3 separate regions of the Homo sapiens genome follow, and regions 1 and 3 are each linked to region 2. Evidence: chromatin contacts called from ENCODE Hi-C or POLR2A ChIA-PET data. All regions are on one chromosome and are shown on one strand. The core of a region is the stretch at or near the end of the contact, and the rest is flanking DNA. Distances in the headings are between cores, read along the strand shown. Region 1 holds the start of MAP2K2 (mitogen-activated protein kinase kinase 2). Region 2 holds the start of DPP9 (dipeptidyl peptidase 9). Region 3 holds the start of SIRT6 (sirtuin 6).

Region 1 (3,939 bases), core at 1,176-3,675, 600 kb after region 2:
ACCTGCCTTGGCTTCCCAAAGTGCTGGGATTACAGGCGTGAGCCACCGCGCCCGGCCAGTTGGTTGGTTTTGTTTTTTGAGCGTGAGTCTGGCTCTGTCGCCCAGGCTGGAATGCGATGGCACAATCTCGGCTCACTGCAACCTCCGCCTCCGGGGTTCAGTTATCCCACCTCAGCCTCCCTAGTAGCTGGAATTACAGCCACCCGCCACCACACCTGTGTAATTTTTGTATTTTTAGTAGAGACGAGGTTTCACCATGTTGGCCAGGTTGGTCTCGAACTCCTGACCTCAAGTGATCAGCCCACCTCAGCTTCCCAGGGTCCTGGGATTACAGGTGTGAGCCACGGCACCTGGCAAAAAATTAAATTTTTTTTTGTTCTGTTTTATTGGAGACGGAGTCTTACTTTGTCGCCCAGGCTGGAGGGCAGTGGTGCAATCTTGGCTCACTGCAACGTCTGCCCCCCGGGTTCAAGCGATTCTCCTGCCTCAGCCGCCTGAGTAGCTGAGACTATAGGCACACACCGCCAGGCCTGGCTAATTTTTGTATTTTATTTATTTATTTGTTTGTTTGTTTGTTTGTTTGATTTTTTTGAGACGAAGTCTCGCTCTTGTCTCCCAAGCTGGAGTGCAATGGCGTGATCTTGGCTCACTGCAACCTCTGCCTCCCGGGTTCAAGCAATTCTTCTGCCTCAACCTCGCGAGTAGCTGGGATTACAGGCACGCGCCACCATGCCCGGCTAATTTTTGTATTTTTTTGTTTTAGTAGAGACGGGGTTTCACCATGTTGGCCAGACTCGTCTTCAACTCCTGACCTCAGGTGATCCACCCGCCTCGACCTCCCAAAGTGCTGGGATTACAGGCGTGAGCCACCGCGCCCAGCCTATGACCTTTCTTATAAAGTGGTACGGCTATTGTATTAAATAGTAAGGTGGTGCTTCAAAAAGTTCAACATAGAATTACCATATAATCCAGTAATTCCTCTTCAGAACATATACCCAAAAGAACTCAAGGCAAGGACTCAAACAGATATTTGTACATCTGTGTTCATAGCGGCACGATTCACCGAAGTGTCTAGTGGCAGATAAATGGATAAGCAAAATATAGTCCATGCACACAATAGAATATTATTCAGCCTTAAAAAGGAGGAAAATCCTGACTGGGTGCGGTGGCTCACGCCTGTAATCCCAGCACTTTGGGAGATCGAGGCGGGTGGATCACGAGGTCAGGAGATGGAGACCATCCTGGCTAACACGGTGAAACCCCGTCTCTACTAAAAATACAAAAAAATTAGCCGGGCATGGTGGTGGGCACCTGTAGTCCCAGCTACTCGGGAGGCTGAGGCAGGAGAATGGCGTGAACCCGGGAGGCAGAGTTTGCAGTGGGCCGAGATCGCACCACTGCACTCCAGCCTGGGTGACAGAGCGAGACTCCGTCTCAAAAAAAAAAAAAGGGAAATTTTTCTTTTTTTTTTTTTTTCTGCTCTTTTTTGGAGCAGGGCTACCCGATTGGAAGTATGCCCGGAGTAGTCAAGTGGGTAAATTCTAACACAGGTTACAACGTGGATCTAACACAGCTACAACAGGCACCTTGAGGACGTGGCCCTCAGTGAAATATGCCAGCCACAAAGGGACAAAACCTGTGTGATCCTACTCATATGAAGTCCCTAGAATCATCAGATTCACAGGAAGTACGACGTTGGGTTCCAGGGGCTGGGGAGGGGGATAGGGAGTGAGGTTTCATAGGGGACAGTGTTTCAGTTTCGGAAGATGAGAAAATTCTGGAGATGGTGGTGGTGGTGGTTGCTTAATGCCGCTGAGCTGTGCATTTAGAAATGGTTAAAATGACAAGTTTTATGTTATGTGTATTTTATAATAAAAATGTTTCAACATGCGCATAGTAATATATGCAATTTTATTTGTCAATTAAAATAAATTTTAAAAATGTTTTAGAGTGGCCTTGTTCTGATGAAGGAGGGGGAGTAACTGACACTCTAAGGCGGTGGGGGCTAGGGGCGTGTGTCCACGCTTGCCAAAAAGATTAAATGGACTCTGGGTGGGTCTCGTCCACTGTTCTGGGGTCTTACGGGTTCTCTCAGCCCCAGCCTGGGGCACCACAGGCTCTCAGGAGTCTGGCTACCCTGCCCACCTGTGCACGACCATCACCCCAGCCTTCATCCCTCCGTCTCCTCCCCTGCTCCCGCGCCTCATGCCCCAAGCGCTTGGGCACACGCGCCGTGGTAAGGCAAGCGAGGGCGCCCGGTCCCGGCACCGCCTCGCGTCGGTCTCCGCCCCTTTCCCCTCCGAAAGGCGGCCTTGTGCTGCTGCGCAGGCGCGGCGGCTGGGGGTGGGGTCCATCGCGGCTCCCGATCCCGTTATCGCGAGAAGCCGGTCCGCGATCTTGTGGCCGCCCCTCCCCTCCCCCTGCCTCTCGGACTCGGGCTGCGGCGTCAGCCTTCTTCGGGCCTCGGCAGCGGTAGCGGCTCGCTCGCCTCAGCCCCAGCGCCCCTCGGCTACCCTCGGCCCAGGCCCGCAGCGCCGCCCGCCCTCGGCCGCCCCGACGCCGGCCTGGGCCGCGGCCGCAGCCCCGGGCTCGCGTAGGCGCCGACCGCTCCCGGCCCGCCCCCTATGGGCCCCGGCTAGAGGCGCCGCCGCCGCCGGCCCGCGGAGCCCCGATGCTGGCCCGGAGGAAGCCGGTGCTGCCGGCGCTCACCATCAACCCTACCATCGCCGAGGGCCCATCCCCTACCAGCGAGGGCGCCTCCGAGTGAGTGGGCAGGGGTCAGCCGGAGGCTTGGGGTGCACGGGGCAGGGAGCCCTCGGGGAAGGACGGGGCGAGGGGACGGGGGTTCGCGAGGAGTGCACGAGGCAGGGGGGTCACGGGGGAGGACGGGGTGAGTGGTGCACGGGGCAGGGGGTTCTCGAGGGGAGGACAGGGCAGGGGACCCTCGGGGGAGGACGGGGCAGGGGGCCCTCGGGGGAGGACGGGGCAGGGGGCCCTCGGAGGACGGGGCGAAGGGTGCACGGGGCAGGGGGGTCTTTGAGCAGTGAGATTGGGCGAGGGGAGGTCCTTGTGGTGGAAAAGATGGGGTGTGGGGTTCCTGAAGAGTGGAATTGGGATAACGGGAGTCTCTGAGTAGTGAAGTTGGGGTGAAGGATGTCTCTAAGAGGAGAGGATGGGGACAGGGGTCCCTGAGCAGCGAGGTTGAGTGAGGGGAGGTCCCTGCAGTGCAGAAGATGGGGTGTGGGGCTTCTGAAAAGTGAAGCTGGGGTGAGGGGAGTCCCTCAGTAGGAAAATCGGAATGAGGGGTGTCCCCAAGGAGAGAACAGGATGAGGCTCCCCAAGCAGTGAGATCGGGGTGAGGGGTATCTCTAAGAGGAGAGAACACAGTGTGGGGTCCTTGAGTAGTGAAATGAGGGTGAAGAGTTCCTAAGAGGAAAGGACGGAGTAAAGGTTGCCGTAGTCATGAGATGAGGGTGAGGGGAGACCCTGAGTAGGGAAATCGGGGTGCAGGGCATTCCTGAGAGGAGAGGATGGGGTGTGGGGAGGTCAGGCAGCCCCTGAGGAGGAAATCTGGGCAAGGGGGCTCCAGAGGGGAGAGGATGGGGTGAGGGGTCCCTGAGTAATGAGACTGAGATGGGGTAGGGTCCCTGGTAGGAAAAGACGGGGTAAGGGTCCCTCAATAATGAGATAGGGCCAAGGGAGGTCCCTGTGGGAAAAGACAGGGCATGGAGTCACTGAGTAGCAGAATGGTGGTAGGTCTCTGAGTAGTGAAATGGGGTGAACGGTCCCTGAATAGTGAAATCGGGGAGATGGTGGGGTCCCTGAGTAATGAGATTGGAGTGAGGGGAGATCCCTTTGGGGAAAAGATGGGGTTTGGAATCCCTAAGTCGTGAGATCAGGCCAAGGAGATGTCCTTGCAGAGAGAAGATGGGGTGCAGG
Region 2 (3,532 bases), core at 518-3,017:
GCTGAGATTGCGCTACTACATTCTAGCCTGGGCAACAGGAGCAAAACTCCATCGGAAGGTAAACACATACACACACAGTTTTTCTTTTCAGAAAGCTCTTTTACAGTGTAGTTGGGGTCGGGCGCGGTGGCTCATGCCTGTAATCCCAGTACTTTGGGAGGCTGCAGGCGGGCGAATCACGTTGAGGTCAGGAGCTGGAAAGCAGCCTGGGCAACATAGTGCAGGCCCTCTAGTCTCTACAAAAAATACAAAAGTTAGCTGGGAGTGGTTGCACACGCCTGTAGTCCCAGCTATAAGGCACCGTCTCTACAAACGCATTTTTTAAAATTCAGCCAGGCGTGGTGGTCCACACCTGTGGTCCAAGCTACCCAGGAGGCTGAGGTGGGAGGATCGCTTGAGCCCAGGAGGTGGAGGCTGCAGGGAGGGATGATCGTACCACTGCACTCGAGCCTAGGCGACAGAACGAGACTCTCTCTAAAAAATACAAAAAACAAAACACACAAAAAAGTAGTTTGATCTAAAGCAAAATGGTGAATATCTGCAGAAACTAATGTGATATCAAGTATAGATTGATATCTATGAGATGAAAAGCTTCATTTGACCCCGGATGGGTTTGTGGGCCGTTTGACGTGCATTGTTTTAATGGAAGGTGGATTTATGATAAAGTGATAAACATGTGTGTGGGTGGGTGGGTGTGTTGGAAAGGGTGTTTATTGGATTTCTTTTTGTCTTCCTTATTTTCCTTCTTTCGGTCTCTACTGTATCAAATACAATAACAGATATTCAGGAAGAGCGGATATTGCTTTAGCTGACTGTAGCCAGTGTTTCTTTGGTGGGACAACGCAACTATCACTGCAACATTATCTCTATAGGAGAATTTAAAGAACCCTGACGCCTACCGGTTTCCGTAGTGTAGCGGTTATCACATTCGCCTCACACGCGAAAGGTCCCCGGTTCGATCCCGGGCGGAAACAGGTCAGCTGTTTTTCCTAACCGGAGAGTAATACTATTTGAAATTCACCGAAAGAACGATTCTAGTCCCATTCTTTCTCTTCCGCCTTCCTCCTGCCTTTTAGACATTTTTATGGGATTTAAAAAAATTTTCCGTGATTGATGGCTCACGCCTGTAATCCCAGCACTTTGAAAGGCCGAAGAGGGCGGATCACCTGAAGTCAGAGTTCGAGACCAGCCTGGCCAAAATGGTGAACCGCCCCCCCCCCCCCACCCCGCCCCACCCCGCCCCACCCCACCCCATCTCTACTAAAAATACAAAAATTAGATGGGCGTGGTGGCGTGCGCTTGTAATCACAGCTACTTGGGAGGCTGAGGCAGGAGAATCGTTTGAACCTGGGAGGTGGTGGTTGCAGTGAGCGGAGATCACGCCACTGCACTCCAGCCTGGGGGACCGAGCGAGACTCCGTCTCAAAACTAAAATGAAAATTTCAAACTCGCAAAAGTGGTACCGCATGCGTTGGCCGGGAATCGAACCCGGGTCAACTGCTTGGAAGGCAGCTATGCTAACCACTATACCACCAACGCCCTGATAGGTAGCATCCTCTCCGGATATCCTTAATAGTGGGGGATCATGGGTTTGACTGAGTGATACCAAGTCACAGGGGGGTGTCTCTCCCTAACCCACCGGAAGATGTCGTTCATGGGGCGTTACGCACCTTAGGCCGCCGCGCCGCGGGCTCCCCCCCAAGCGCCGCGGACGCCTTGGTACGTGCCTGGTGGTGTCCAATCCCAGGCCGCCGCCTGGGTCGCTCAACTTCCGGGTCAAAGGTGCCTGAGCCGGCGGGTCCCCTGTGTCCGCCGCGGCTGTCGTCCCCCGCTCCCGCCACTTCCGGGGTCGCAGTCCCGGGCATGGAGCCGCGACCGTGAGGCGCCGCTGGACCCGGGACGACCTGCCCAGTCCGGCCGCCGCCCCACGTCCCGGTGAGCAGCGCCCGCGCGCCTCGTCCCGCCCCGGCCGCGACCCTGAACCCGCCATTGACCGGCCCCGCCTCGGCCCTGACCCTGCCCTCGCCATCGCCTGGCCTCCCCGCACCCCGGAGCCTCCATGCACCCGTCTGTGGGTCCCTCCGGCCCCCTGCCTCGTTTCCTCTCCGCCCCAGGCCCTCCTCCACCTTCTTTCCCTCCCCGATTCCTGCGCTGGCCAGGCCACCTCCCAGTTTCTCCCCTTCCCTGATGGGCTTCCCCACCCATCCCGTTGCTGCCCAGGCCACCAGGCTCTGACCCCTTCCGGAGGTGGCCGCACCCAAGAACGTCCTCGTAGCTGCAGACCTTGACACCCTCTCCCCTTTCGTGCAGGCTCTGGAGGTCCCGATCTCCTCCCTCTCCCCATGCAAATGCTGTATATGCACAGAGGCCACCTCCCTCGACCTGCATCCTGTCCTCACTCCTTTACCACTTCCTCCAACCTTCGCCCCGAGGCTTGGTCTCCCCAATCCAGTCCTGATCCTCAACCCTACTTGATCCCTCTATTAAGGGTATCCAGAGACTCTTTTTCCTGCCGAGGCGTTGGTGGTGTAGTGGTTAGCATAGCTGTCTTCCAAGGGTCCAGCCCACAGGGTTCAGCCCCCTTCTCTCAGCCTCCCTTCTCAGGCCTGTCCAACCGCCTACCTTCTTCCCACACAGCCTTAGGCCAGCCCTGACACTTCCCTGTTCACGCTGCCTCTGAGCCATCAAAAGTGGTCTATTCCCTTGGCCCCCACCCCCTGGTCTTCCCCAGGGGCCCCAGGAGGAAGTCACTTGCCTCCCAGGCAAGAACCAACCTGCTTTCGAGGAGCTGGGACTAAAGCCCAGGGGGTGTGGACCGTAGGCACCAATCCCTGCATTCCTCTGCTGGGTCCCAGGGGAATCGGGGCCCGTGGGATGGCTTCTCTCCCAGATTCTGTCCAGGGCATGCAGACAGTGCTGCAGGGCTTCAAGGCAGAGCTAGAATCTAGCCAGGTAGAATCGGGCCTGACAGTCTGCAGCTCCTGAGTGGGGGAGGCTGAACGGCTGGCCGGTGCTTCCATTAACCTGCCACATTCATGACATGTTTATCCTATAAAGGTCTGTGTCCCACGCCTGCAGCTGGAATGGAGGCTCTCTGGACCCTTTAGAAGGTCAGTTGTGCTGGGGTTTGGCAGCCAGGAAGGCTGGGGTGTGGGCTGGTGGGATTCCTTTGCCTGCTCTAGAATATAGACATGGGCAGGAAATGGTTTTCTATGGCCCTGGATGGTTGTCCTCCGCAGGGCAGTGGCTGCAGTTTTTTGTGCGCCTGCTGGAGGCTTTTCTTTCCACCCCTGTCCCCCTCTAGCTGCCCCTGGAAGGAGCTTTTTGAAGGCTTTGAGGAGAGGAAGGGGAGAGTGCTGATTTCAGCAGGATTTGGTGGAGGGGTGCCTGGATCCACCTACACTGCCTGACCCGGTCAGTAAATGGTGTGGATTCTGGCCCTGAAAGGACTTTAGTTTGAGTCTCCCCCTTCCTGTGGTTTTGAGTATCTTGTTTAGTTGACAATGCTAGCTGTCATTTAGTTTGTGCTACA
Region 3 (3,779 bases), core at 1,280-3,779, 540 kb after region 2:
CCACCCAATCACACACCCATCCACCCATCCACCCACCCACCCATCCACTCATCCATCCACTTATCCATCCCTCCATCCACCCACCCAACCACCAATCCATCCATCCACCCACCCACCCACCAGTGCATCCATCCACCCACCCACCAGTCCATCCATGGATCCTTCCATCCATCCATCCATCCACTTATCCATCCCTCCATCCATTTGCCCAATCACCCACCCATTCATCCATCCACCCATCCATCCATACATCTACCCATTCACCCATCTACCAAACCACCAATCCACCTATTCGCCCCCCATCCATCCACCCACCCATCCATTCATCTACCCCTCCACCGGTGCCCATTCACTCACTACCTACCCTTTTTTCTTCTACCTCTGACTGGAGGATTCAATCACACCCAAAGCAGGGGGTAATAAGACACCCAACAGAGGAGTTCACAGGCTGCTTGGGAGAAGACAATCCGTGGGCTTGGGGGAGGGAGAAACGCCTGCTAAATTTAGGAAGCTGCTTGCTGGAAGAGGTGATGGTAAATAAGAAGGGCCTGATGGCCGGGTGGGATGTTGAGCACCTGCCTTGGAGGAAGCTAGGCAGGGCACAGGCCGGCAAGTGGGAAGTGCGTGGGTGAACGAGTGCATGTGTGTGTCAGGGTACCTGGGTAGCTCCGCAGCCTGGCTAGGACTCAGCACGGCTTCTTTCTCCCACATACAAGGGCTCAGGGGCCTGGGGCCATAAGGGGATCCTCCGTCCTGGGCCTCTCCCACCTCCTTCCTCCCCTACCTCCTGCAGCTCCAGTGCCCCGAGCTCCCGGCCACAGTGCCCACTGCCGGCTCCGGTTACCCACTCCCAGCTGGGCCACGAGCAGCTCCAGCCGCTCCACTCTGACACCTGATCGGCTCTGAGCAGGCGGCCGCCCCAGGGGGCCGGGGATGAGCCGAGGGAGGAGACAGGCTGGCAGCGGACTGCCTGTTGGCCAACTGGCTCTGGCGGGAAGACACCCACGATCTTCCCTATCATCACTGGACTGATTTCAGTTTCTGGAAGGAGCCATGCTCTTCCTCTTTCTCAGCCTTTGCACTTGCTGTTCCCCCCACCAGGAACATTCTTTCTGTACTTCATGTCACCCCAACCGGCTCTACCTGACTCATGCACTCTTTATTTATTTATTTATTTATTTTTGAGACGGAGTTTCATGCTTGTTGCCCAGGCTGGAGTGCAATGGCGCGATCTCCGGCTCACCGCAATCTCCGCCTCCTGGGTTCAAGCAATTCTCCTGCCTCAGCCTCCCGAGCAGCTGCGATTACAGGCCACCACACCCAGCTAATTTTGTATTTTTAGTAGAGACGGGGTTTCTCCATGTTGGTCAGGGTGGTCTCGAACTCCCAATCTCAGGTGATCCACCTGCCTTGGCCTCCCAAAGTGCTGGGATTACAGGTGTGAGCCACTGCGCCCGGCTCACTCACTTTTTAGATCTTTGCTGCAACATCCCCTCCTCCAGGAAGCCCTCCCGGATGCCCCCAGCCTGGGTCAGGTGCCTCCTGTGAGCCCCCTCACTGCCCTGTGCCCTCTGCATCACCCATTGCACCCCAACCACACCATGTCACCATTACCTGGTCACATGTTTGTGTCCACCCGCAGCCACCAGGGCATAGATGGTACCACCTTTGCTCTCCAGTGTGCCCAGTACAAAGTAGGTACTCAACACATGATTCTTAAATGAGTCCTCCAGGCCACCAGCCCCATTGACCTTGAGCAGGACCTGTCCTGCAGAATGCAGAACCTCCAGTTGGATGATACTCAGATAACTTGGCCGGACGCAGTGGCTCACGCCTGTAATCCCAGCACTTTGGGAGGCCGAGGCGGTCAGATCACCTGAGGTCAGGAGTTCGGGACCAGCCTGACCAACATGGAGAAACCCCGTCTCTACTAAAAAATACAAAAATTTGCTGGGTGTGGTGGCGGGCGCCTGTAATCCCAGCTACTAGGGAGGCTGAGGCAGGAGAATCGCTTGAACCCAAGAGGCGGAGGTTGCAGTGAACCGAGATTGCGCCACTGCACTCCAGCCTGGGCAACAGAGCGAGGCTCCGTCACACACACACACACACACACACACACACACACAAATGAGATATTCAGGTAACTCTGCGTGGCATTCAAAACCCTTAGGCTGGGGTCCCTGCTGTCCGGCTCTGTCCTTACGGAATTTACTAATCCGTAAAAGGGGTTGTGGGGACATGGATAGCCTGTGTCCCGCATTTTAGAGGTGACTGGAGAACTCTCACGTAGGCGGCCGCCCCAATTTCCCGCCCGGGTCATCGGGGAGCCCCTTCCCAAGCCCCGCAAACACCTGCATGCAAAGAGGCAGGCTTCCTTCTGACAGCAGATAACATGTCGCCTGCGGCGTCAGCAAGAGGCGCATGCGCCTTGCCGTGGGAGGCCGGGTGCGCAGGACTGGAACGCGGTTCCTCCTTCTTCCCCGCCCCGCCCCGCTTCCGGCGGAAGCGGCCTCAACAAGGGAAACTTTATTGTTCCCGTGGGGCAGTCGAGGATGTCGGTGAATTACGCGGCGGGGCTGTCGCCGTACGCGGACAAGGGCAAGTGCGGCCTCCCGGAGGTGAGCGCGTCTGAGGGTCCCGAGCATCGCGCCCCAGGGCCGCGGGCTGGGAGCGGCCGGATGGCAGGGGGGCATTGTGGGAATATCAGGGGGCACTGAGGCTAGACAATGGGAGGGACTTCCCAGTGAGGAAGGGGCGGGAAGTGACGCCCCTGCGCGCCGGGGGACGCCAACACGCCCAACTCTGTGGTCACCCTGTCGGGGCTGATCGGGGAGAGAGGGGATGTAGTTCCAGGAAGAGGGGACGACAGGCGCAAAGGGAGGTGGGAATAAACACACCTGGAGAACGATTAGGCCTGGGAGGTTTCCAGAGCCGGGCCAGGACGGGGCTCAAATGCCAGGCTGGGGAGTTGGCACTTTATCCTGAGGGTGATGGGGAAGGGTTTTGCCCTGGCGAGGGGACTGGACAGAATGTGCCAGAAAGATCCCTCCAGCCACTCAGAGGGGAAGTGGAGGGATCGGCTGCCCCCTCCACGCACTGTGGGACTTTGGGGAAGTCACTTCCCTTTTGGGTCTCCATCTCCAAACTTTCTGCAAACGAGGTGAAGATGGCCCCATTCCATAAGGCTGGCCCATGCATTCTGACTCATGCATTTAATGAGCGCTGATGGTGTGCGCCCGTCCAGAAGCCCCACTCTTCACTGCTGCTGTTAGTCACTTTATTATTATTATTATTATATTTTTGAGATGGAGTTTCTCTGTCGCCCAGGCTGGAGTGCAGTGGCGCGATCTCGGCTCACTGCAACCTCCGCCTCCTAGGTTCAAGCGATTCTCCTGCCTCAGCCTCCTGAGTAGAGTAGATGAGACTACAGGCACCTGCCACCACGCCTGGCTAATTTTTGTATTTTTAGTAGAGGCGGGGTTTCACCATGTTGGCCAGTCTGCTCTTGAACTCTTGATCTCAAGTGATCCACCCACCTTGGCTTCCCAAAGTGCTGGGATTATAGGCGTGAGCCACCATACCCGGCCTGTTAGTCACTTTATTCCACCAACATTTATAGAGCACTTACTGTAGCTCAGGCACTTTCTAGGTACTAAGGCCACAGCCAGGAGCAACACAGATTAAAAACCCCTCCTTCTAGTAAGGGAGACTGACTAGGGGTTGCATGGAAACCAGTTGGCCAAGGGAGGCATCACTGTCACTGAAGTGACATCTAAGCC

The links. A loop is a pair of places that touch in the nucleus more often than their neighbours do. ChIA-PET counts read pairs that join two places held with the same protein, here RNA polymerase II (POLR2A). Pooled maps may share reads with other maps.
Region 1: a loop to region 2 is called in a map with no recorded cell type, with 11 times the contacts of the local background. The contact joins the promoter of MAP2K2 here to the promoter of DPP9 in region 2. A Hi-C loop is called at or near these places in 2 of 37 single-sample maps with no recorded cell type and 2 of 50 pooled maps.
Region 3: a map of CD4-positive, alpha-beta memory T cell shows a loop between it and region 2 (10-fold over the local background). The contact joins the promoter of SIRT6 here to the promoter of DPP9 in region 2. A Hi-C loop is called at or near these places in 1 of 168 maps with a recorded cell type or tissue (CD4-positive, alpha-beta memory T cell) and 9 of 50 pooled maps. POLR2A ChIA-PET finds 5 or more read pairs at or near these places in 1 of 52 experiments (WTC11).

What each region holds. Positions count from the first base shown.
Region 1 is chr19:4,122,608-4,126,546 of GRCh38, reverse strand. MAP2K2 (mitogen-activated protein kinase kinase 2) reads left to right here and starts at 2,425. Exons shown (of 11, transcript NM_030662.4): 1 at 2,425-2,763. The coding sequence starts at 2,672. RefSeq lists silencers at 2,273-2,392, 2,583-2,832.
Region 2 is chr19:4,722,077-4,725,608 of GRCh38, reverse strand. DPP9 (dipeptidyl peptidase 9) reads left to right here and starts at 1,767. Exons shown (of 22, transcript NM_139159.5): 1 at 1,767-1,935; 2 at 3,058-3,110. It overlaps TRG-TCC1-1 (tRNA-Gly (anticodon TCC) 1-1), which reads right to left and starts at 1,539; the gene lies at 1,468-1,539. It overlaps TRV-CAC3-1 (tRNA-Val (anticodon CAC) 3-1), which reads left to right and starts at 902; the gene lies at 902-974. It overlaps LOC105372250 (a long non-coding RNA gene), which reads right to left and starts at 2,729. Exons shown (of 3, transcript XR_936274.2): 1 at 2,623-2,729; 2 at 900-989; 3 at 22-474. RefSeq lists silencers at 847-1,046, 1,497-1,586, 1,817-1,966.
Region 3 is chr19:4,181,313-4,185,091 of GRCh38, reverse strand. It overlaps SIRT6 (sirtuin 6), which reads left to right and starts at 2,529. Exons shown (of 8, transcript NM_016539.4): 1 at 2,529-2,618. The coding sequence starts at 2,553. ANKRD24 (ankyrin repeat domain 24) reads right to left here and starts at 2,403. Exons shown (of 22, transcript NM_001393985.1): 1 at 2,352-2,403. RefSeq lists enhancers at 2,346-2,395, 2,466-2,555.